Linked DNA regions of Homo sapiens: regions 1 and 2 are each linked to region 3. Evidence: chromatin loops called from intact Hi-C (ENCODE). Cell type or tissue: PC-3. All regions are shown on one strand. Region 1 holds the start of LOC105375587 (a long non-coding RNA gene). Region 2 has its middle 110 kb from the start of INSIG1. Region 3 has its middle 22 kb from the start of BLACE.

Region 1 (8,000 bases), 93 kb after region 3:
CTCAAGGTTTCCTTTTTTACACGTAAAATTCTGACCTTGAGGAAGTTGGGGACTTTTCTGTCATTTAGGCCAACACTGAGCAATTAACTTTTTAACAATCCCAGGGCTTTGCATCTTTGTTTTTTCACTTTGATTCTTTTATGTCTAACAGTGGGAAAAGGTAGCATCTGAAACAAATTAATATGTGGCCCAGGGGCAATTCGAAACAATCTGGGCAAAAGTCCAATCATATTAGCTGCAGCATCAGAAGCTGGAGTGACCCTTGACTATGGACACAATTCCTATCTGTGCTGGGAGAGGCCTTTCAAAAAAAACCCCCGAACCTTTTAGGTTTTCAAGAGTAGATAATAGTAGCAGTAGGTTCTTTCTACCCTACTCCGAAGTCATTCCATTTCCATCTGGATTCCTTAGCACTTGTGTCCATCTCTGGGCTACACGGGTGCTTTTCTGTGCTCTCCTGTCATTTTCCATGCGCACAGAAAGTGGGTAAAGTAGTAACGCAGGCATAAACCGGAGTTATCGTCTTGTCCCTCATGACATGATAAGCCTCGTGAACTCAGAGACTGTGGACATTTAATCTCTGCACACAACACCAAGCATAACAGCTCACTCACGAACCCTGTGATGCTGGATATGGGGTCTGCTCGGTCCTCCCCCTTGCCCCAGGCCTGCTAGGGACAGTTTGTTTTTGCTGGATCATCTGCAGGCTCTCGCCATGCAAAGCCAGTGTCTTAGCTCAGGCTGCCGTGGCAAAATACCACAGACTGGGAGTTTCCACAACAGACAGTCATGTCCCCCAGTTCTGGAGGCTGGGAGTCTGAGATCGGGGTGCCAGCAGGTCAGGGTCTTCCTGGGCTGCAGACGGCCACCCTCTCACTGTGTCCTTACGTGGCAGGAGAGCAAGTCCTCTGGCCTCTTCTCATGAGGGCACTCGTCCCAGCACGAGGGTTGTATCACCAGGATTGCACCGAACCCTGATTATCTCCTGACGTCCCCATGTCCAAGCCCATCACACTGGGGGTTAGGACTTCAACATGCAAATTTTGGGGGGTGGGGGCGGCACTAACACTGAACTCATAACAACCAGTAGAATGGACTGGAGCTGTGTGGCCTCCGTGGCAGTCCTCAGCCACTTGCGGCTTTTGAGAATGTGGCCAGTCCAAATGGAGACATGCTGTCAAGTGGAAGAGGCACACGGCGTTTCGAAGGCTGCTTAGAAAAAAAAAGTAATGTATCTTATAAGTAATTCATTGATATTTTGGATGTACTCGGTTAAAGCATAATATTAAGTTTCATCCTTCTTTTACTTTTTACAAATGTGTCTATGAGATAATTTCGACTCACACATGTGGCTGGTGACGCATTTCCTTTTTAAGAAATGCATATGTTTAAGGGTGGACGTGATTTTTAACATTTATGACCTGCTGTGTTGATATCCATAGACATGGTGATTAAGACAGTCAGGCAAGTTCTCAAATCCATCACCGCCCGGTCCTCCTCCTCCTCCTCCTCCTCTTCTTCCTCTTCTTCCTCCTCTTCCCCTTCTTCTTCCCCTCCCCCTCCCTCTCCCCCTTCCCCTTCCCCTTTCCCCTTCTTCTTCTTCTTCTTCTTCTTCCTCTTCCTCTTCCTCTTCTTCTTCTTTTTCTTCATCATTTTGGTGGTAAGAGAGTCTAAAATCTACTCTCCTGGTGAAGTCCCGGGGTGTGCTGCAGTGCTGTGAACTGCGATCTTCCTGCGAGCCAGCCTCTGGACTGATTCCTCCTACCTCACTGCGACTCTCTCCCCTTGACCTGCATCTCCCCATTTCTCTGGAGCCTCCCTGGTAACCCCCATCCCATCTGCTTCTGTATAGCTGGGAATGTTTTCCTCTGGGCGGGGAAATAGAAGAGCCCAGAGGGACGGGGCTGGGGAGGAGCTGGGGGCCTTGCTTATGACTGGCTCAAGCAGGGCCGCTGTGGGCACAGGGCGCTGGAAAGGCCAAGGCAGAGGTCCTAGAGAAATGCGGCTCCTGGTTAGGAGCACCAGAGGTTAGGATTCCTTTTCAATGATGTTTAGTTTCTGGATTTGAGTCTCTGAATGGGACCTTATGCAGCGAATGAGCCACAAGGAGCCGCTTTTACTTGCCTCACACACGGTATTCATGAAGATCTTCACTCAGCGCAGCATCCCTGAAGGAACGGGAAAACAAGGTTATCACAAATATGAAGGCACTGATGGTAAATTCAGTTCTTGCAGGCATAGAACTTTCTCCATCCATTGAAGCTCCCCGGAGATTGTGGTATGGAATAGAGGAGAGGAAGTTAAAATGAGACGTGGCCTTCCTGGGTCTCACGTTACTCCCGTGGAGCATCCAACTCTTGTCTAGGCTTGAGCGTTGGCCGGGGTTGGGGAGTAGAACCTCAGACCCACCATATTTTTTAGCCTGGGGGCTGGGAAAAGGGAATAGGAAGTCATAGCTGTCTCATCCTACTCAATCTTACTGCCCTTTGTATTGGAGAAGGTGCAGAAACCATTTCAGAGCAGCCTCTGTCTTGCTTCTCTTCTCCATTTCTTTTTTGTCCTTTTCTTTCCTTTTTTCTCCTTTTCTTTTTCCCCAAGGGAAGAGGAGAAAACTAAAGAAAAGGGTTTGGGCCAGATAGTTCAAAATAGAAACGAGATGGCAGGGAACGCATTCTTACAACTTTCCTGCACCAGAAACCAGGCTCCAGCACAATGCATGAGGCCAGGATGAAGCCACTGAGGTGTTAGGATTAGACTAAGGAATCCTGCAACCAGCAACAACGTTTCCTCAGGTGCTGGAGAGCAGAGGAGTGGCCTGTCTTTTAGGGAGCACAGCATGGATTGAAAACCCTGAACCCAGGCCAGGGCGGGCAGGGCGTTTGGCACAGGTGAGCGCCTGGCTCTTACATGAACCCCAAAAGGAAGCAGCATGATCCTCATGTTTCCGGTGAGGAGACCATGAGGAGATGCAGTCACCTCCTCAGGCCGCCCTGCTAGTTGGCGTTGAGGACAGGCTGCGCACCTCCCCGCTCTGTGGGCAGGTGTGCTCAGCCTTGCCAGGTTGTTACACAGTTTCCAAGACATTGCAACATTGTTGCTATCAAGTAACAGTGAGATAAAGAGGACTGCCCTGCAAGCTACCACAGCCAGAGGCTGGGTTCCTTCTAAATGGTGGGGGAGTGAGAAGCCTGTGGGCCATGGAGCTCTGGGAAGCTTCCAGAACATCAGGCTTGAGGTGGGTCTCCATCAGTATTGAGTGGGTGGGGAAGAGCCATGGGGAATGGCACAGACAAGGTACGGGGTGGTGTGGGAGGCACAGGTGTGTTTGAGGGCTGAGGGTCTGTTCACGTGGTAGAGACGTGGGGGATGCGGCTGGAAAGTGAGGGGCCAGGAACTTAGTCTGGCAGGAGGCAGTTTTCGGTAAGCAGAGGGGAGGGAGACAGTGAAGGTTGTGGAAGGATAGTGGAAACAAACAGAGCAGGCGCCTTCCACACTCCAGTCAGGAAGTGCAGACTGGGGGCTCCAGGGATGCCCCCATCCAACCCCTCAGCCTCAGAGGAGGACGGAGCTGCAAAGGAGGAATACCTCTCCAGGTCCCACAGCCAGGGAAGTGCTGTGGTCCCCACACTCCCTTCAGCTGCCCGCCAGGGACCACTAGCCCTACGTGGGTTTTTCAATTTAAATTAATTAAAATGAAATGAAAATGTCTGCTTCTCAGCCGCCCTGGCCACATTCATGTGTTCCACTGCCACGTGTGCCAGTGACTACTGTCGGGATGTGCCAGGTCTAGGACATTCCCACCGCTGCGGAAAACTGCGCTGCTTCTCCTGTGGCTGCTTCTGCCACGTGGCCTTGAAGGAAACCCACGCTCCAGGGAGGCTGGGCATTGCCTGCCCCTGGACCCCAGTCGGAGTCCCCCCTGGTGGCTGCCTGGGCCTCAGCCACGGCCCCTGAGCAGCTTCCAGCATCCCGAAGGCTCTGCCCCAGGTCCGAGGCCATTCCACGGTCGCTCCCTGCTTCCTCTCCTCCTCCGCTCCCCTTGCTTGTGTCCTTGGCAATGCCCTGCCCCAGTTTCTGCCCCAGAGCCGCTGGCCAGAAATGGCTGAGGTTCGTAGCTGGAGGAAGTGGGCCTGGGCTGACGAGGTGGCACCACTTTGTCCTGGAACATCCCGCCCCTTGGCCTGGGTTCCGCTTGGGAAACAGGCGAGGTTCGAAAGGTGAGTTTTTAGAATTGTCCAATGGCAAGCTGTGACAGTTGTGTGTACCCTGGAGCTCATCCCACCGTGGAAAACTCTGGGAATGTCTGTCTCCACAGTCCTCGGCAAGCGGCCCCAATAGTGGCATTGTTTCAAGCTTTTGGAATATTGTTTTTGGGAAATAAAGTGACTCCTGCTCATTTAGCTGTGCCAACTCACTTGTTTGTCTTATTCTTTTTGCTCAGCAGGTGGCATTTTTGTTCAGTGATTTTATTTGTATCCGCCCGTGTTCATCAACTATGACATATTAATCATGCAAATTAGGATATGATTAATGAAGGAAAAATTAATTCCGCCACTGCATCTGGGTCTGCTGTGACAGCTTAGTGAATGCCCTCATTCTCTGATGCCATCAGCAACTTCTCCAGGGCCGCTGCCGATTGATATATTAATGTTTAGGGTAAAGGTTAGGGACCGAAGCCCAGAGAGACTTTCCTCTCCAGGGCTGGTGTTACAAGCACATATTTGCCTGACAGTGCACATTTTTGAGACAGCGTGTTGCTAAACCCCGTCCTCCTTCCCACTGTGTGAACAGTTTGTAGGAGGAGGGAGTTCGCTCTGTCTTTCGGTGTCTTCTAGACTGAAGCCCACTGTGTCCAGGGCAAGCTCCCCGACCAACTCTGACTCTTGCTGTTTCCAAGGTCCCAGCTTCTTGTTTTCCAGATGCTATTTGCAGACCACGCAGTGACCCATTCGTCCTTGGTAAGTGCTCCTTCTCCTCAGGACTCTGCTCTGGAAACATGAGCTAGGGCTGCAATAAGTTTATCTTCATGATACAGAGTCCTGCAGATAATTTAAATGAGTGCCCCACATCATTTTCTCCCATTGCCCTCTGGTTAACCCTGATTTCCACCCCGCACCCGGAGCTGAGCCGTGATCTGCTTATTCCTATCTGCTTTCACTCATGTGCTCCGGTAAGTCAGGTCCACAAACAGAATGTTTTCTTGGAACTTGGATAACCTTGCCCTGTGCACCATGGGAACACCCCCTGGGAGAGATTGTGCCATTCCGGAGACTCCCTAGGTCACACTACCTCTGTCAGAGGACTTGGCTGGACCTGAGAGAGCGAGTGGGCAGTGGAGGTAGGATACAAGGTGCTCCATCAGGGAGGGGACCAGGAGGACATGTGGTCACCAGAGACCATGGAATCGCAGCCTGTGTTCACGTTGGGTCGACTGTGGATCCAAGCCTGTCCAGGGATTGCAATTTACCTCTGCCCCACCCTGAGGCCATGGAACGGAGAGGCACAAGACCGGCAGCTGAGAGTTTGCTAAGCCACCTGCCTTCTGGAGTCTCTTCACCTTTCTTTTGTTTGTTTTGTTTTTGTTTTTTTTGAGATGGAGTCTCACTCTGTCACGTGGGCTGGAGTGCAGTGTCATGATCTCGGCTCACCTCAGCCTCCACCTCCCAGGTTCTAGCGATTCTCTGCCTCAGCCTCCTGAGTAGCTGGGACTACAGGCCTGTGCCACCATGCCCAGCTAATTTTTGTATTTTTAGTAGGTTTCACCATGTTGGTCAGGCTGGTCTTGAACGCCTGACCTCAAGTGATCTACCTGCCTCGGCCTCCAAAAATGCTGGGATTACAGGTGTGAGCCACCAAGCCCAGCTTCTTCACCCTCCTTTTGATATTTTTGTGACTTCTGTTGCTGAGATGCTCTGAGCCTGGGTCCCCACCTTTTGACTTCCCTCTTGTATAGATTCATCCTAATTCTTTCTTTCCCACTAGCATCCCACCCCTTCCCTCCCATGCCTATTTATCCTGTGCCATCTGCCTTCCAGTGCCCCAGGGCAGGTGGTGGAGAGAGATGGATTGCAAACAAGAGACCTAACCCCAGTCCAGGAGAGGGAGAGGATGCTGGGAGCTTGTCATGGGAGCCACAAAGCACCACAGACCAGCAGGTTAAACAACAGGATGGACAGCCCCACAGTTCTGGAGGCTGGAAGTCCGAGACCAGGTCAAGATCCTCAGTGTTGACTCCTTTGGAGGCAGTGAGGGGGAATTGGCCCCAGGCCTCTCTCCCTGGTGGGCTGCTGACCATCTTTGGCCCCTTGGCTTAGCGATGGCCTTTTTCCTGTGTCTTGTTCTTGGTCTTCCCTCCATATGCACCCTTTTCTCTCCACAGGGTATTCTTTTCATAAGGAGCAGTCAGATTAGGGGATGCATTCCTCCAGGATGACCCTTCTTAGCTAATTACACCTGCATGGCCCTATTTCCAAGTAAAGTCACCTTCTGAGGTGCTGGAGGCCAGGGCTTCATCATAGGAATGTGGAGAGGAGGAGACACCATTCAGCCCCAAACAGGGCAAAGGTCGAACAAGGGGAGAGCAGCTGGTGACAGGAGCCCTTGGGCTCTGACAGCTCCCATTCCGCCCACCTGTAAGGGGCTCCTTCCATTGTGGGGTTGCGACTCTTATGGCAGCCCTTCCTCCTGCTGGAGAAAACTGTACTGATGGGTCTGCGGGGTCTCTGACTCAGGACACCTCCATGCTGCACTTCTTTATTGTTTGTTTGTTTGTTTGTTTGAGATGGAGTCTCGCTGTGTCACCCAGCCTGGAGTGCAGTGGCAGGATCTCGGCTCACTGCAACCTCCACCTCCTGGGCTTAAGTGATCCTCCTGCCTCAGCCTCCCAAGTAGCTGGGATTACAGGCACCCACCAACATGCCCGAATAATTTTTGTATTTTTAGTAAAAACAGGGTTTCACCATGTTGGCCAGGCTGGTCTTGAACTCGTGACCTCAGGTGATCTGCCCACCGTGGCCTCCCAAAGTGCTGGGATTACAGGTGTGAGCCACCGCACCTGGCCACCTCTCTGCTGTACTTCTAAGGAGCTGGAAGGCTGGGTAAGGGTGGCCCCAGCCGCTACCCCCTCCCTGGAGGGTTTTGAGACCCTGAAAGACACAGGCCGTGGCTGTGCAATGGAAAGAAACCATGTCACAGTCATCTTACCTTCGTTACCTGAGAAAAGCCTACATCAGCGACTGTTCTCTCTTGGGTGCAAATAGAAGAAATACAACCTAATTCATGTTGGTAGCAGGGGAAATTTATTGGAAAATTGATGCAACTCCAGGGAAGGCAGGGACACAGCTGCCTCCAGGAACAGCAGGGCCTCCCTTCCCCTCCCTGTCCTTGCTGTCCCAGAGGTGGCTGGGGGAATCTTTAAGGAATCTTGAATCTTGAGGTTGAGTTCCTTCCATGTTCTTTAGGATAGAGACTGGAACAGCGCCCAATTATCCCCTGGGTGTTAGAACAACAGCCCAACACTACTGCACCCGTCCTGAGTGGAGGGAACCTCTCCTGGGTTTCCTCACATTCTCCTCAGCACCCGGGCGACACTGAACCACGGGGCTCCCAGGGCCCTTTACTCACTGTCTTTCAGGTTACTGCCAGGACATTTCAGCTGCTGTGGACGTGGAAGGAAAACGTGTCACTGGGGAATGAGAGGTGACCCGGCCACTTCTGGCTGAGTGAATTAGGGCAAGATGCATCCCCTTCGACCCCTGGAGAGTCAAGCTTGAAGGTCTTGCAGGGTTTGTGGGTGGGTTAAAACCATGTAACACCTGGTATGGGCTGAATCGCATCTCCTCAAATCTGTCTGTGGAAATCCTAATCCCCAGGACCTCAGAATGTATTTGGAGATGGGGTCTTCCAAGAGGCGACTGAGTTAAGTTGGGGTCATATGCGTGGACCTTAGTGCAATATGCAAAGGGCAGGTTAGACACAGACACACGCAGTGGGAAGACCTG
Region 2 (8,000 bases), 150 kb after region 3:
TTTGAAAGCCTCTTTTACAATACTTAGTCTGTTGATATTCATTACTGCTAATTTTTTTTATAAATTATGAGGCAAAATGATTCAAAGTACCTTGACTTTATTTCATTTAATGTTTTTTGTTTGGCTGAAAAACTACCTTGTTTCATACAAGGACTGAGACCCCTGCTTTTTCTGTTTTCAATTGCAAAGTGGGGACTGATCCTGGCATCTGTTTCACATCAGCCGGTGGATTAACATGTTCATAACAGGTAAAACCCCTATGCCAGGCTTCCTCAACCTCTGCCTCATTGACACTTTGGGCCTGGTGATTCTCTGTGGCAGGGGCTGCCCTGTGCCTTGTAGGATGTTTAGTAACATCCCCGGTCTCCGTTCATTCACTGATGCCAGCAGCACCCTCCACACCCCTCCCCAGCTGGGACAATCCAAACTGTCCCCAGACATGGCCAAGCTTGTCCAGGGGGATGAAGCCTCTCTGGATGAGAAGCACTGACCTGGACAGTGCGGCACAGGTTTGTGCTGTGTGCTTGTTCGCCATGGCCTGCATATCCCAGCTCTGTCCCGATGGCATGGAGCACGGCGGTGTACCCTCCACCCGGAGTTGTCAGGATGATTAGGACGCCCCATGCTCCCAAGGCTTTCCGCGAGGCTGTCATGACTACACAAACATCCTGCAAAGTTGCAGCTTTCAGCCCCTGCAGCACCCCGATCCATTGCCCCTCAGACCCTGCTCAGGGGCAATCCACCCCTAGTGAGGGCGGAGGAGGTGGGGGAGGCGCTGGATATGAAGCCACTGTGTAACACACAAAGCACTATTCAGAAATCAGTGTTACTATCTCTCCCTGGATGGCACAGAGTGGATTAAGGAGCAAAGACAAATTGCTGGGCTCTTGCGACTCTGACCTCTGGGTCATATTTGCTTCTCTGCGAACAATGCAGATTGTCCTCCTGCAAGCTGTTTACAGCTGAGAATAAGCAGACGGCGAAGCAGTTAGTCTCCTTCAACCTTGGCTGTTGCATCCTTAACCAATGGTAACACCTTCCTCACATAGTGCTGAGAAAGAAATCAGGCACTTATTAAATTGTAAAGCACTGAACAAAGTATAGGCTGGTATACTGATAATGATGCATAACTCTGTAGCTCTGGGGTTAATTCTCAAAAAGCACCTTCAAACTTTCTGATTAATAATAGCGCTATCCCACTAAGAACTTAGCCTCCTTACCAGATGCACACTGGAGAAAGTGTGTTCAAAGGATTCACTGTTGCTTGTTGGCTATACCATGCATTATATATCATGCTCCAACTGGTTTTAATACGACCTTATTTGCCTCTCCAAATTCTTTATAAGTAAAGGATGATGCAGTTAAAAGAAGGAGTAACAATGAACTGTGCATCAGACGTTGGGTGAACAAGCAGGCCCAGGCCCCACTAGAGGGTGATTCAACTCAAGAGAGTGGGAGGAGGATAGAAGGAAACAGGGAATGTGGCTTCCACACTGTCCCCTCCACAGCACAGTGTCTGCCCCCATGCCATGCTGGTTTTGCAATATCACCTTCATGAGTCTGTCTCTTTGTGTGATTTTGAAGCTGTTCTGCAGACACTATCATTGCAGCATCTTCTTTCATTTCCTTCTCCGGAAATTAATAACATTTGCTTCTTAAAAATAAACCTGAAAGAAAGCAATTTTATGTATGTGTTAAGTTACACTCTAGATTTAGAGCTTGTTCCACACATTCCTGTTCTGAAAGGGTCCTGGGCACTGAAAACTCTAGGCTGTAGGGTTGAGGATGTGGAGAAGGGACCCGCTGAGCTCTGAGGATGGTCTGCGGTTGGAAGCCGGGGGTCAGTGCTCAGAGGAGCAGCCCCACATACCCCATCTGGGTGGGTGCTTTGTAGTCTTCTCATGGGGAGAATGGGCTCCTTCCCCTCCGCTAGTGCCGGGCTGGCCCTGAAGCTTGCTCAGGGGTGGGAGGGATGAGGCTGGGTAACTTCCTCTTCAAATGCCTGGGGCTCTTGCTTCCCCATCCTGGGAACTGTCCTCTTGGAGGCTAGCACCTTTGTGAAGTCTGACCATTGGGACTGCCATGCTGGGAGGCAGCCCAAGTGCAGCGCAGAGAGTCGGGGTGTGTGTCCAGTTGCCCTGTGGTTCCAACCGTCTCAGCTTAGGCATGTGAGGGAAGGTATTCGCGTCCTGGGGTGGCTGTAACAAATCACCACAAACCAGGTGGCTGAGAATAACAGAAATGTCTCCTCTTGCTGCTCTGCAGTCCCGAGGTCTGGAATCAAGGTGCCAGCAGGTCCCACTCCCTCCAGAGGCCCTGGAGAGAATCTATCTTTGTCTCCTGGTGGCTGCTGAGATTCCTTGGTTTGTGGCTGCATCCCCCAGTCTCTGCCTCTGTCTTCAAGACCCTTGTCTGTCCTCTGTGGTGCTTCTGATTTCCCTCTGCCCATCTTATGGGGACACATGTGACTGTACCTAGGACTCCATTGGATAGCCCAGGATCAGCAACTCCTCTCGAGGTCCTTAACTTCATTGCGTTTTGCTGTACAACATAACAGACCCCAGTCCCACTGGCACCTCCTCCTCTGATTTCTGAGCTCCCACTGTCTGCACCAGTGGCTTGAAATGTTCTACGTATTTCCTGAAATGTATTTTGTATTATTTAATCTTCAGGTGTTGCTTTTGTGGACACCGCTAGATTGCTTGCTCCCTGAGGTCAGGGGCTGTGTCTCACGGGGCTAGTTCCTCAAAGACACGGGACACAGACTGACTCCAGCATCTGTCAAAGATTCCTCCACTTCTGACACCATTGAAGCAGAGACTCCCTTCCTTTCTCCTCTCACACAGCCTCTTTTCACCTGAAAGAGGTTTCTACTTCTCAGGTTTGGCAACAAGCTTAGGTTCCTCTCTTTGACGCTGTCTATGGAATCACAAATGCCACCTGCCTCCCCTCTCAGCCTTCATCTTTCTGGATGAAAGAGTCTTTCCAGTTTTCCTCCCTCCCCACGTGCATGCCCCGGCTTAGGGTAACCATTCCCTGTGATGCTGTGGACATCATTTCCCCAGGGGTTAACCTCAACCTCATCTCAAATTTCTCTCCTGATTCAGTTAACTACTTGAGTAAACCTTATAAACTTAACAGTTAAATATAAGACTCTCATACAAATCTGGAATGAACACATCAGAGATTTGCTTAGCCCAGACTGGGAAAGGGCAAAATTGTACAACTGGTTCAAAGAGTGGCTGACAGAGTTTTGTTTCATCAGCCAACACAGCCCCTGTAAAGGAAGTCTGCTAAGTTAGAGGCCAAAGTGATCAATATCCTACCGCAAACTAAAACCACGGCCTTGGGGGCCAGTAGTTTCAGTGATTTCATTCTCCACCAGACTGAAATCATTTGCATCTCTACTGACAAAATATCTACAAATTAACATGTAACTTCACAAAGTCTAGGCCCTAATCAATGGTAAATAGCAAGTCAAATGAAGGTCCAGTCCTCCCCAAAAATAATGAAGCCAGCCTGGGGTGGACTTGAATGATGGGTGGGTCTTGGCTGTATGGTGACTGCCAAGCACTGGGTGATTTTCTTTTTTTTCTTTTTCACTTTTTTTTTTTTCTGAGATGGAGTCTCGCTCTGTCACCCAGGCTGGAGTGCGGTGGCGTGATCTCTGCTCACTGCAACCTCTGTCTCCTGGGTTCAAGTGATTTTCCTGCCTCAGCCTCCTGAATAGCTGGGATTACAGGCATGCACCATCACGCAGGGCTAAGTTTGGTGTTTTTAGTACAGACGGGGTATCACCATGTTGTCCAGGCTGGTCTGGAACTTCAGACCTCAGGTGATCCACCTGCCTTAGCCTCCCAAAGTGCTGGGATTACAGACATGAGCCCCCGTGATCGGTCCGCGATTTTCTTATACATAGGATAGATGGGGTGAACTCAGTGGGTGCTGGATGGATTGACGGAGGACCCACCCTATGTATAGACGGCCGGGATGGATCCTCTGTGAAATGTAGTTTTAAAGACTGGCAGGTTTCCGACCCCTGACCCTGTGCCCTGGGCCTGGGCACCCACCCGTCCTCTGCACCTGCGCCTCTCAGCAGCCCTAACTGCAGAGCTCTGCTCCCGGACCCGGCCCCCGTGGCAAGTGGGAGGAAGGGAAGGCCCAGGGCCAGAAGCCGAGGCCACAGGTCAGCCCCCACCCCCACACACCTGTAATGTAAAATGCCCATTTAGCCAAATTTAAAAAGTAACCAGAAACAGGTGGAATGCATGTTAATAATGTCCTGTTTAATCCAGTCCCGCTGGAACATTAGCATTTCCACATGTAATCAATTTAAAAAGTCTCAATGACTGGCTCGCTTTTTTTTTTTTCCTACGGTCTTCAAAATCTGGCGTGCGTTTCAGTCGCCGCACGTCTCCTTCGGAGGCTGAATGATTAGCCATTGCAGCAACATGTCGCCCTAGTGGAACCATGAAGGTCCATTTAAAGGAAAAATAACGTACATAGCTTCCATCTTTCAATCTAAATTCATCAGAATAAAACGTTAGGGGTTCAGCCTCTCTGGCCGCGTCCCAGGTGCGCACCAGTCCCGCGGCCGGAGCGGGAGAACCAGCGCGCGCCGCCGGGTGTGAGTGCCGCTCAGTGGCCGCGCTTGGTAGTGCAGGGTCCCGCCCCGGGGTTTGAGATTTGAGCACATTCTCCAGATGTTTCTATGAAGATTTGGGGGTGGGAGTCGGGTGGGAGTGAAAGAATGCACAGAGAAGGAGAGTTGGAAGAAGAAGGGGTGTTGTGTATGTTCAGTTCCAGTTCACCAAATCGCTGCGGGGGGGGGGGGGGGTGATTGTCACAGACGAGGTGGCTTTAACAATCATTTATTTCTTCACAGTTCTGGACCCTGGAAGTCTGAGATCAAGTCCAAGTCCAAATCCAAGATCAACAGGGTTAGTTTCTCCTGAGGCCTCTCTTCCTGGTTTTCCAATGGCCACCTTTATATCACAGAGAGAGAAAGAGAGACAGAGAGAGAAACAGAGAGACAGACAGAGAGAGCTTCTCATCTTCTTCTAGGGCCACAGTCTTATTGGGTTAGGGTCCCACCCTTCTGACCTCATTTAACCTTAATCACCTCCTTAGAGTCCCCATCTCCAGGTATAGTGACACTGGGGGGTTAGAGCTTCAACTATAAATTTGGGGGGACATAACCCTGCCCATAACAGCAGTAGTTACCGCATTCTACAGTAAGCAACTGAGGCACAGAAAGGCTAAGACTTGCCCAAGATCACACAGAGCCAGGGCCTGTCCCACGGGGGCTGGCTCTAGAGCCCGGGTTTCTCCCTTGAGTGTCCTCAGCCTCTTCTTGATCTTCAGTACCCCCACGCCCCTACCCCTACCCCAAACCCACGTGCTCAGAAGCCTCAGCCTCATATCTCTGTTCACCAAATCAGACCCCTCCTTTCCCTTCAAGCTTGGATTTCTACTCCCTTAGGCCAGGGAGCAAAGTGTAAAACTTAATAATGGGCTTTGACTAGTCCTGGTTTTTACAAACCCGGTTCACTCTCACAGGCTTGAGTGTGTCATAGCCAGGTGACTGGAAGTTAGCTGGCAGTGTCTATTCTGAGCACGTTAGCCATGAGCTCGCTGACGTTTCTGCAGAACGCCCCTCGCTGGGCTATGTGCGGCGTGCGGGCCACGTCTGAGGGGGATGTGCTGTCGTAGACCCAGCACAGGGTCTGCCCAGCTCAGAAAGGCCTGCTGCAATTTGATTTTTAAATGTAAGCGCATTTTCATTGCACACGTTCACTCACTGGTTCATATGTGTGAACTACATTTGTTGTCACTCTAAAGTTGAGGAAGAGGATGTGTAAAATCTGAAGGTGAAGCTGGCAGTGGGCCTTTGTCCAGATAGAAGTGGATCCACTTTTGTTCAGCTCACCAGGCAGAGGCGCCTCCGCTCTCATGCCTGAAATACGAGATGATACAGAAATAGTAAGCTGCTTACAAACTGGTGATACTTACTGGCCTTGCAATGAAACAAATTCCTTGATGATGCAATATCAACCCTGGATTATCCAATATCAACCCTGGATTATCCCTAGAACAGTTAGGGCAGGACTTGTTGGAAATGCAAAATTTCAAGCCCCAGCCCAGAATTACTGAGTCAGAACCTTGGGGCAGCCCAGCCGTCAGTGTCCACGGCTCTGACGCATGTTCGAGGTTGAGAACCACTTTCCTAGAGATCAAGTCCCATTCCCAGCAGCCTAATGCAATTCGGGGTCTTTACCTTAATGCAGCCTCTCCACATTGCAGCTGGGCAATTAGAATGACACTGAATGCACCTTCACAACTTGTGTGGCAACACGACTCCTGCTGCAGGCTGCAGTGCAGTGCTGTCAGGACAGCGAAAAGCCTGTGAGGAGATCTTGGGGAGCCCTTCACTGCCTCGGGGAGCAGCCCCAGTCAGGCCAGGCCTGGAGCCTGCATAAAATGTATTTATGTCAAGGCTGGTGGGTCGCTGTGTCTCTGAGACACAACTCACATTAGCCAAGCACGCAAGATGGGCACAGAAGACCAAATGCCATTGGCTGTCTTAGGCTAACATGGGAATTGACTGTATGGGGACCACAAAACTCAAAGTCCCTTCCACAAAGCAATACTCCCTACAGGCAGATCCAAGTCAGCATCAGAAAGTTGTCTAGGGCAGCTGGGATTGGAACTTGGAAATAACAAGAATTGAATATCTAATGTCTTCAGGGTTGGGGAGAGGTTAGAGAGGAAAAAGGGTGTGTGGAGGTGGGGTACAGGTATTGATTTCATTTATGTATGACCATTTTATCCTTTTCAGAGACATGAGTCATAAACCCAAAGTCACATTTCTCTTTGTCTTAGAAAAGTGTCTAAGTAACTGACTGTTCATTAAGAAGGCAAATACAAACTTCATCTGACCACATCCTGTCGTTTGAGGCTGGCAGCAGCATTGCCCTAAATATCCACTATGGGCTGGGCATGGTGGCTCATGCCTGTAATCCCAGCACTTTGGGAAGCTGAGGCGGGTGGATCACGAGGTCAGGAGTTCGAGACCAGCCTGGCCAACATGGTGAAACCCCATTTCTACTAAAAATATAAAAATTAGCTGGGCGTAGTGGTGCTCGCCTATAATCCCAGCTGCTCGGGAGGCTTAGGCAGGAGAATCGCTTGAACCTGGGAGGCGGAGGTTGCAGTCAGCTGAGATCAGGCCACTGCACTCCAGCCTGGGCAACAAAGTGAGACTCCGTCTCAAAAAAAAAAAAAAAATCCACTATGGATTGACATAGACCCAACGCAGACATCCCTACATCAGAGCTCTCCTCTGGAGAGACTTCAGGAGGGAGCCTGCAGATCAGACGCCACATAGAGAAGGGCCCTCTCTCTCTCTCTCATGGTGGGGGCTGTGGGGTGAGTGCCTGGGTTTCCCCAACAGGGACACCCAGTGTGGGAGCACACATGAGAGAAAGGTCCCATCAGACCTTCTGGAGGCCAAGCCACGTCCTCTGCACCTGGCCTGACGCATGGGCTGAGCAGCTGTGTGGGGGTGGTCTGGACACATTGGTGCCCTTCCTTTGGGCCCATACATTTCCTCAGCCCCAGATTACACAGCACCCCCAAAGCAGAGGGCACAGCAGGGAAGTGGGGTTGGCCCTGTGGTCACCCTCAGGCTCCCCAAGATGCCAGGAAATGGATGCCCCCTTCTTTCAGTGGCACTGGGGCCCCTCCTAGCCTCAGTTCCCCAGGCATGGTCAACCCCACGGAACTCAGGTTCCCATGGGCCACTTAGCGCAGCACTCAGACCTCCTGGGCGAGTACGGCTAATGCTCTTTTGCAACCTCCCACTTTGTGCTCTGAACTGAACAGGTGCCTCTTCGGTGCTGAGGACAGTTCCTCCCATCCAAAGTCGTGGGGATCTCCAGCCAGATCATCCCTCCTCAGACAAGGAGAGCTGCTGGCATTGGCGTGGAGAGGCAGCAGCT
Region 3 (8,000 bases):
GCGTACTCCTTGACCCTACTGGTGGAGCTCCGATGATGGCCGAGCCTGCACTTGCGAGGTCTCTGCACCCTCTCTGAGCTTCCTGCGGGAGGGGGGCGGGGCCGGCTACGCTGCATGGGGAGCAGCTGGGTTTCCAAGGCAGGAGAACCCCAGGACGACGCGGAGGAAGCCTCCAGGACGGAGGTGGTGAAAGGAGATCTGCAGGCTGTGTGAAGGACACTCATGCCTTGCCTTCCAGAGTCCCTCCTTCGCTTCTCAGCAGTTTTGGTGGCTGGCTCCAGACTCCGTGGCTCTCCTGCTCTCTCCACCTCCCAGGTCTGTCATTGCCTACAAAGGGCAAAGTGTGGTGCCCGGTGGCAGGACGAGGCAAGAATGAGCGTCGTCATCTCCTCCCACAGGCACCGAGAGTTTTGGCCCTGTTGTTTTTGTGCAGGAAGAATTCCCCAGCCTTCTCTTTTGTTTTTCCCCCTTACTAATATTATTTTCCAGCTGTTTACCCCCACGAATGAAAAAAAGTGTATTTTTCTTCATTACTGCGCCTGCTACCAAAGTGACGCATTTACAAATTCATTTTGGCAGAGGCTGCAGCATCTGTTATAATTTTTACCTGGTCCCCAAGGGCAAAGCTTCTTGCCTTGCTGGCTTCAAATTATTGTTGGTAAGTATCTTCTCTCTCTTCCTAGGTTTTGACAGTAGGCAGGAGCATCTGGGGATTAATGGAAGGCCCCATTCTCCACCAGGTCAGACAGACGGGTTCGCAGCCAGACACCTGAAGGCAAGTAAGGCCACCTGGCCAGAGGTCCTGGCATGGGGCAGGCAGTGAGCAGGGTGGGACATACCTGGCAGCCCTTTCCCTCTGCAACTGCACCACTCAGCCCTGACAGTGGTGCTATGTGGGTGCTCTCTCTATGTGGGTGCTCTCTCTATGAGTGCTCTATGTAGGTGCTCTCTCTATGTGGGTGCTCTCTCTATGTGAGTGCTCTCTATGTAGGTGCTCTCTCTATGTGGGTGCTCTCTCTATGTGGGTGCACTCTCTATGTGGGTGCACTCTCTATGTGAGTGTTCTCTATGTAGGTGCTCTCTCTATGGGGTACTCTGTGGGTGATCTCTCTATGTGGGTGCTCTCTGTGAGTGCTTTCTCTATGTAGGTGCTCTATGTGGGTGCTCTATGTGGGTGCTCTCTCTAGGTGCTCTATGTGAGTGCTCTCTAGGTGCTCTCTCTAGGTGCTCTCTCTATGTGAGTGCTCTATGTAGGTGCTCTCTCTGAGTGCTCTCTCTATGTGGGTGCTCTCTATGTGAGTGCTCTATGTGGGTGCTCTCTCTAGGTGCTCTATGTGAGTGCTCTCTATGTAGGTGCTCTATGGGAGTGCTCTCTATGTGGGTGCTCTGAGTGCTCTCTCTATGTGGGTGTTCTCTCTATGTGGGTGCTCTCTGTATGTAGGTGCTCTATGCGAGTGCTCTATGTGAGTGCTCTATTTATGTAGGTGCTCTATCTATGTGAGTGCTCTATGTAGGTGTTCTCTATGTGAGTGCTCTCTCTATGTGGGTGCTCTCTCTATGTAGGTGCTCTATATGGGTGCTCTCTCTATGTGGGTACCCTATGTGGGTGCTCTCTATGTGTGCTCTCTATGTGAGTGCTCTATGTAGGTGCTCTCTCTATGTGCGTGCTCTCTCTATGTAGATGCTCTCTCTATGTGGGTGCTCTCTCTATGTGGATGCTCTCTCTATGTGGGTGCTCTATGTAGGTGCTCTATGTGAGTGCTATGTAGGTGCTCTCTGTATGTGAGTGCTCTCTATGTAGATGCTCTATTTGGGTGCTCTCTCTATGTGGGTGCTCTCTCTATATGGGTGCTCTCTCTATGTGGGTGCTCTCTCTATGTAGGTGCTCTTTTTGTGGGTGCTCTTTATGTGGGTGCTCTATGTGAGTGCTCTCTCTATGTGGGTGCTCTCTCTATGTGGGTGCTCTATGTGTGTGCTCTCTCTATGTGAGTGCTCTATGTGAGTGCTCTCTCTATGTGGGTGCTCTCTCTATGTGGGTGCTCTCTCTATGTGAGTGCTCTCTATGTAGGTGCTCTCTCTATGTGGGTGCTCTCTCTATGTGGGTGCACTCTCTATGTGAGTGTTCTCTATGTAGGTGCTCTCTGGGGTACTCTATGTGAGTGATCTCTCTATGTGGGTGCTCTCTGTGAGTGCTTTCTCTATGTAGGTGCTCTATGTGGGTGCTCTATGTGGGTGCTCTCTCTATGTAGGTGCTCTATGTGAGTGCTCTCTAGGTGCTCTCTCTATGTAGGTGCTCTCTCTATGTGAGTGCTCTATGTAGGTGCTCTCTCTGAGTGCTCTCTCTGTGTGAGTGCTCTATGTGGGTGCTCTCTCTAGGTGCTCTATGTGAGTGCTCTCTATGTAGGTGCTCTATGGGAGTGCTCTCTATGCGGGTGCTCTGAGTGCTCTCTCTATGTGGGTGTTCTCTCTATGTGGGTGCTCTCTCTATGTAGGTGCTCTATGCGAGTGCTCTATGTGAGTGCTCTGTTTATGTAGGTGCTCTCTCTATGTGAGTGCTCTATGTAGGTGTTCTCTGTGAGTGCTCTCTCTATGTGGGTGCTCTCTCTATGTAGGTGCTCTATATGGGTGCTCTCTCTATGTGGGTACTCTGTGGGTGCTCTCTGTGTGTGCTCTCTATGTGAGTGCTCTATGTAGGTGCTCTCTCTATGTGAGTGCTCTCTCTATGTAGATGCTCTCTCTATGTGGGTGCTCTCTCTTTGTGGATGCTCTCTCTATGTGGGTGCTCTCTCTATGTAGGTGCTCTCTCTATGTGAGTGCTATGTAGGTGCTCTCTGTATGTGAGTGCTCTCTATGTAGATGCTCTATTTGGGTGCTCTCTCTATGTGGGTGCTCTCTCTATATGGGTGCTCTCTCTATGTGGGTGCTCTCTATGTAGGTGCTCTTTTTGTGGGTGCTCTCTCTATGTGGGTGCTCTCTATGTGGGTGCTCTCTCTGTGAGTGCTCTCTCTATGGGTGCTCTATGTGAGTGCTCTTTCTATGTGGGTGCTCTCTCTGTGTGAGTGCTCTCTCTATGTGAGTGCTCTCTCTAGGTGCTCTATGTGAGTGGTCTATGGGGGTGCTCTCTCTATGGAGGTGCTCTATGTGAGTGCTGTCTCTATGGGGGTGCTCCCTCTGTGTGGGTGCTCTATGGGGGTGCGCTATGTGAGTGCTCTGTCTATGGGATGCTCCCTCTGTGTGGGTGCTCTCTCTGTGGGGGTGCTCCCTCTGTGTGGGGGCTCTATGGGGTGCTCTCTCTATGGGGGTATTTTCTCTAGTGGGTGCTCTGTGTGAGTGCTGTGTCTATAGGGTGCTCCCTCTGTGTGGGTGCTGTCTCTATGGGTGCTCTCTCTAAGGGATGCTCTCTCTATAGGGGTGCTCCCTCTGTGTGGGGGCTTTCTCTATGGTGGTGCTCTCTCTATAGGGATGCTCTCTATGGGGGTGCTTTCTTTAGGGGGGTGCTCTATGTGAGTGCTCCCTCTGTGTGCGTGCTCCCTCTGTGGGTGGTTTCGCTAAGGGGTGCTCTCTCTAAGGGGTGCTGTCTCTATGGGGGTGCTCCCTCTGTGTGGGGGCTTTCTATGGTGGTGCTCTCTATAGGGATGCTCTCTATGTGGGTGCTTTCTTTAGGGGGTGCTCTATGTGAGTGCTCCCTCTGTGTGGATGCTGCCTCTGTGTGGGTGCTTTCGCTAAGGGGTGCTCTCTCTAAGGGGTGCTGTCTCTATGGGGGTGCTCCCTCTGTGTGGGGGCTTTCTCTATGGTGGTGCTCTCTAGGGGTGCTCTCTCTATGGGGTGCTCTCTCTATAAGGGTGCTCTCTCTATAAGGGTGCTCTCTCTATGGGGGTGCTTTCTCTAGGGGGGTGCTCTATGTGAGTGCTGTCTCTATGGGGGTGCTCCCTCTGTGTGGGTGCTCTCTCTATGCAGATGCTCTATATGGGTGCTCTGTGGGAGTGCTCTCTATGTGGGCACTCTCTTTAGTGAGTGCTCTATGTGAGTGCTCTCTCTGTGGGTGCTCCCTCTATGTGGGTGCTCTCTGTATGTGGGTGCTCTCTTTACTGAGTGCTGTATGTGGGTGCTCTCTCTATGGGAGTGCTCTCTGTGTAGATGCTCTAGTGAGTGCTCTCTTTATGTGAGCGCCCTCTTTATGTGAGTGCTCTATGTATGTAGGTGCTCTCTTTATGTGGGTGCTGTCTTTAGTGAGTGCCCCCTCAATGTGTTACTTGCTCTATGCGATGCTCTCTTATGTGACTCTGCAGTCCCTGGAACCACTGAAGGGGCGGATGGTTGTTATAATCGGATGAGAGCAGCTAGTTAAAAAAGCAGATTGCAAGGCGGCTGGGGACTGAGTGGACCCGGTGGCTATTTCTATTACATTTGTAATTTGACCTTCCAGTTTTTTACGTTTCAGCCACTTACGTGTCATCCCTGCTCTCAAAGCTTCATTTTCAGCAATCTAGAAAACAAGCCCCAAGTCCCTGTCTCTTGTAACCTCAGTGAATACATTGCCGAAAGCTCCGTCTAGTGTGTATACAGCTTAAGGAAAGACAACCGACGTACACGCTGCATTTCTCAGCGACGAAATTCCCACTGCCTTGTGCCTTGAAGTCAGTCGCCGGCAGGGCTCCGCGCTCTCTCTAGGGTGGGCGGGAGTCGGAGCGCGCGGCGCGCGGATGGCCGCCAGGGGGCGCTGGTGCGGCGCGGCGGGGGCGAAGGGGCGGGGACTAGCCCAGGGCGCCACTCAGTCCCCGCGCGGGAAGCTTTGGGGCGCGCTGCCCTGCGGCGTGGGGCGCGGCGGCGTCCGACTGCGGGGTGACCGCCCCTCCTCGGGCCGGGGCCTCAGCAGCCGCCCTGGCCCCTGGATTGCGCTGGCGGGACAGGTGTGTGGGAGGAGGAGGCTGAAAGCGCCCTCCCACTAAGGACACACGGGCGCAGGGGAGCCCCGGGAGGGCCACGGGGGAGCCCCGGGAGGGCCACGGGAGAGCCCCAGAAAGGTCCCAGGAAGGACTCGGGAGAGCCCCAGGAAGCTCCAGGGAGAGCCCCAAGAAGGTTCCGGGAGAGCCCCCAGGAAGACCCCGGGAGAGCCCCAGGGAGGTCCCGGGAGGGCCCCAGGAAGACCCTGGCAGAGCCCGAGGAAGATCCCGAGAAAGCCCCAGGAAGGTCCCGAGAGAGCCCCAGGAAGGCCCCAGGAAGGTCCCGGGAGAGCCCCAGGGAGGTCCCAGGAGGGCCCCAGGAAGCGCCCGGCAAAGCCCCAGAAAAGGGAAAGCGCAGAACCAGCCCCAGGTCGGGAGGCCCCGCAGCAACAGGAGTGGTGTCAAGGGGAGGTTGCCTGCACCACGGCCGGCCGTAGGGCCCCACAGTGTAGGGTGTGGGTTTTTTCATTGTTTTGTTGTTGTTGTTGTTTATTTGTTTGTTTTTTGAGACAGTCTCGCGCTGTCGCCCAGGTTGTTGTGCAGTGGTGCGATCTTGGCTCCCTGCAACCTCCACCTCCCAGGTTCAAGCGATTCTCCTGCCTCAGCCTCCCGAGTAGCTGGGACTACAGGCACATGCCATCACGCCCAGCTATTTTTTGTATTTTTAGTAGAGACAGGGTTTCACCATGTTGGCCAGGATGGTCTCAGTCTCTTGACCTCATGATCCACCTGCCTCGACCTCCCAAAGTGCTGGGATCACAGGCATGAGCCACTGCGCCCAGCCTAGGGTGTGGTTTTATGAGGCACGATGCCCAGGTAATATCCCCAGGTGGGCCGCAGGTCACTAAAGGTGCGTTTCTGCCATTGGTGAGGTGGGAGAAAGGCCCTGTGCCTCACAGTGGGCAGATCTTTCTGGAATGCGAGCTGAGGCCGTTGAAGCGCCTGCTGTGTGTGGGGCAGAGACAGGTGACAAGCCTTGGCCTGCCTTTGAATCCCTGTCTTTGGCTCCAGGGGCCACTGGCAGTGTCTGAAGCTGATTTGGTTGCAGGAGGGGCTGCCACAGGCATCTAAACGGGCAGAGGCCAGGGATGCAGGCAGGCCCACCGCCATGCACACGATGGCCCCACAGAGAGGCCCCCAGCCCTGCACAGGACAGCCCCACACAGTTATCCTGTTCAAATGCCACTGAGGCGAGGCTGAATATCCTGGTCAAGAGAGACAAAGACAGGCATCCACAGAAATGCTCTGATGGGTTCCCAGGGGCATGGGGACAGGGTGAGGAGCCACTCAGCCGTACAGTATAGCCGTCCCCCTGGCAGTGTGGGCATTGGCCCTGTTCCCTGGGCTCCAGGACAGTTACTTGCAGATTTCTTGTTGCATTTGGACTCTGTTTACCATCACTCCATGGATATTAACAGGGTGCCTACACTACAAGTTCAGATCGCACGAGGGAGACCAGGTCCCCTTCCATCTGTTAGGACCGCAGTGGGGAGAGCTACAGTGGCCCCTCAGGCTTGGATTATGCCAGGTGAAACCCCAGTAGTTGCTGTGATCTGGCTGCGTGAAGTGCATGTTCTGAGTGGGTTAAGCAAGACAGATCGTACAGAGTTATTGGTGTTCAAAGATGAGTTAAACAAAAGAAATCAGTAGGGTTACTAAAGTAGAAATAGTTAAAACAGAACAACAGAAAACCAAGCTTGTAAACTGAATGCAGAATCACAAAGTTTGTGGAAAGAGGTGATGCATGATTCAAAAATCTATCAACATACCAGGAATTTGGAAGTGGGGAGTGAGAAAGAAGTAGAGGAAAGTGAAGATATTTGAACTATATTGGGCAGTGGGGGTTGGGGAGCTCTTGCTAACAAATATTAAAGAGGCAGATGGTAAAGAATGGTTTAGAAAAATGTCAAGGTTACTACTTTAAAAGTACAGAGAGCTTTCACATCACGAAAGATGATACGAACAAAATAACAGCCCTCCATAGCTTTCTCCCGCTGCCTCACAAAATACCGCAGACTGGGTGGCTTGAACCACAGACACTTATTCCTCAGGCTCTGGAGGTTGGAGGCCTGAGGGGTGGGTGCCAGCATGGCTGGGCTCTCGCGAGGCCCCTCTTCCAGGCTCACAGAAGGCCACCTTCTTGCCCTGCCCTCCTCAGTGGCCTTTCTTGGTGCCAGCATCGGAGGAGAGAATGAGCGAGCTCTCTGGTGTCCCTTGTTATGAGAGCACTAATCTCGTGGGATCAGGGCCCACCCTTATGGCCTCGTGTAACCTTAATGGCTGCCTTACTTCACGTACAGCCATACCGGGGTTTGAGGCTCCAGCATGGGAATTTTGGGGCCTCGCCAACATTCAGTCCATGGGAGGCCCCTAGGACGAAATGCTGGGCTTGAAGGAAACTGCATAAAGCAAAACAGAGACATCTCGGAGCAAGGGAGCTGGGGACCCACAGCCACACAAGGGAGCCGGGGAAACCACAGCCACGCAGACCATTGGTGTTTCTTGTTGTGATCAAGAGACAGAGTTTTTAAAGCAATGTTACACATAAACATCAAAACAATATTGAACTTCCAGGGAAGAGAATGGGTTAAGTGGGTTAGAATTTCCAAGATGTTAGGGGCTGAATTGTGTCTCCATAAATCCAAAGGATGAAGTCCTAACCCCTAAGACCTCAGAAGGTGACCTTATAGGGAGATAGGGTCTTTACAGAGGTCATCAAGTTAAGATGAAGTTGTTAGGGTGAGCCCTAGTCCAGTATGACTGGTGTCCTTAAACATGGGGGACATTGGACACAGACACCCACAGGGAGAGCCCTGCGGGAAGGTAAAAATAGCTGTCTGCAAGCCCCGGGGGGAGGCCACAGAATGTGGCTGTATTTGGAGCTAGAGCCATTCAAGAGGAAATTAAGGTCAAATGGGTTCACTGGGGTGGACCCTAATCCCATAGGACTGGTGTCCTTAGAAGAAGAGGAGATAAGGACACAGACACACAGAGGCATGACCATGTGAGGACCCAGGGAGATGGCATCTGACTGCAAGCCACAGAGAGAGGCCTCGG

The links. Peaks named below come from ENCODE experiments on the same cell type or tissue, not always from the same donor. Only the 100,000 strongest peaks of a DNase experiment are listed, where the experiment ranks them.
Region 1: a loop joins it to region 3, with 8 times the contacts of the local background. A loop is called at or near these places in 5 of 110 quality-filtered maps.
Region 2: it touches region 3 in a loop (17-fold over the local background); 107 of 110 quality-filtered maps call a loop at or near these places.

What each region holds. Positions count from the first base shown.
Region 1 is chr7:155,249,251-155,257,250 of GRCh38, reverse strand. It overlaps LOC105375587 (a long non-coding RNA gene), which reads left to right and starts at 3,145. Exons shown (of 5, transcript XR_001745437.2): 1 at 3,145-3,235; 2 at 3,719-5,338. In PC-3, a CTCF peak has its summit at 4,443; no DNase peak of the experiment used is centred here.
Region 2 is chr7:155,187,412-155,195,411 of GRCh38, reverse strand. No RefSeq gene overlaps it. Among named protein-coding and RNA genes, the nearest start is that of INSIG1, 110 kb to the left of the region's middle. In PC-3, a CTCF peak has its summit at 4,617; no DNase peak of the experiment used is centred here; H3K4me3 peaks cover 348 bases; H3K27ac peaks cover 1,640 bases.
Region 3 is chr7:155,341,768-155,349,767 of GRCh38, reverse strand. No RefSeq gene overlaps it. Among named protein-coding and RNA genes, the nearest start is that of BLACE, 22 kb to the left of the region's middle. RefSeq lists an enhancer at 1-647 and a silencer at 4,633-5,022. In PC-3, a CTCF peak has its summit at 4,672 (motif pointing right); a DNase peak (open chromatin) is centred at 4,647; H3K4me3 peaks cover 871 bases.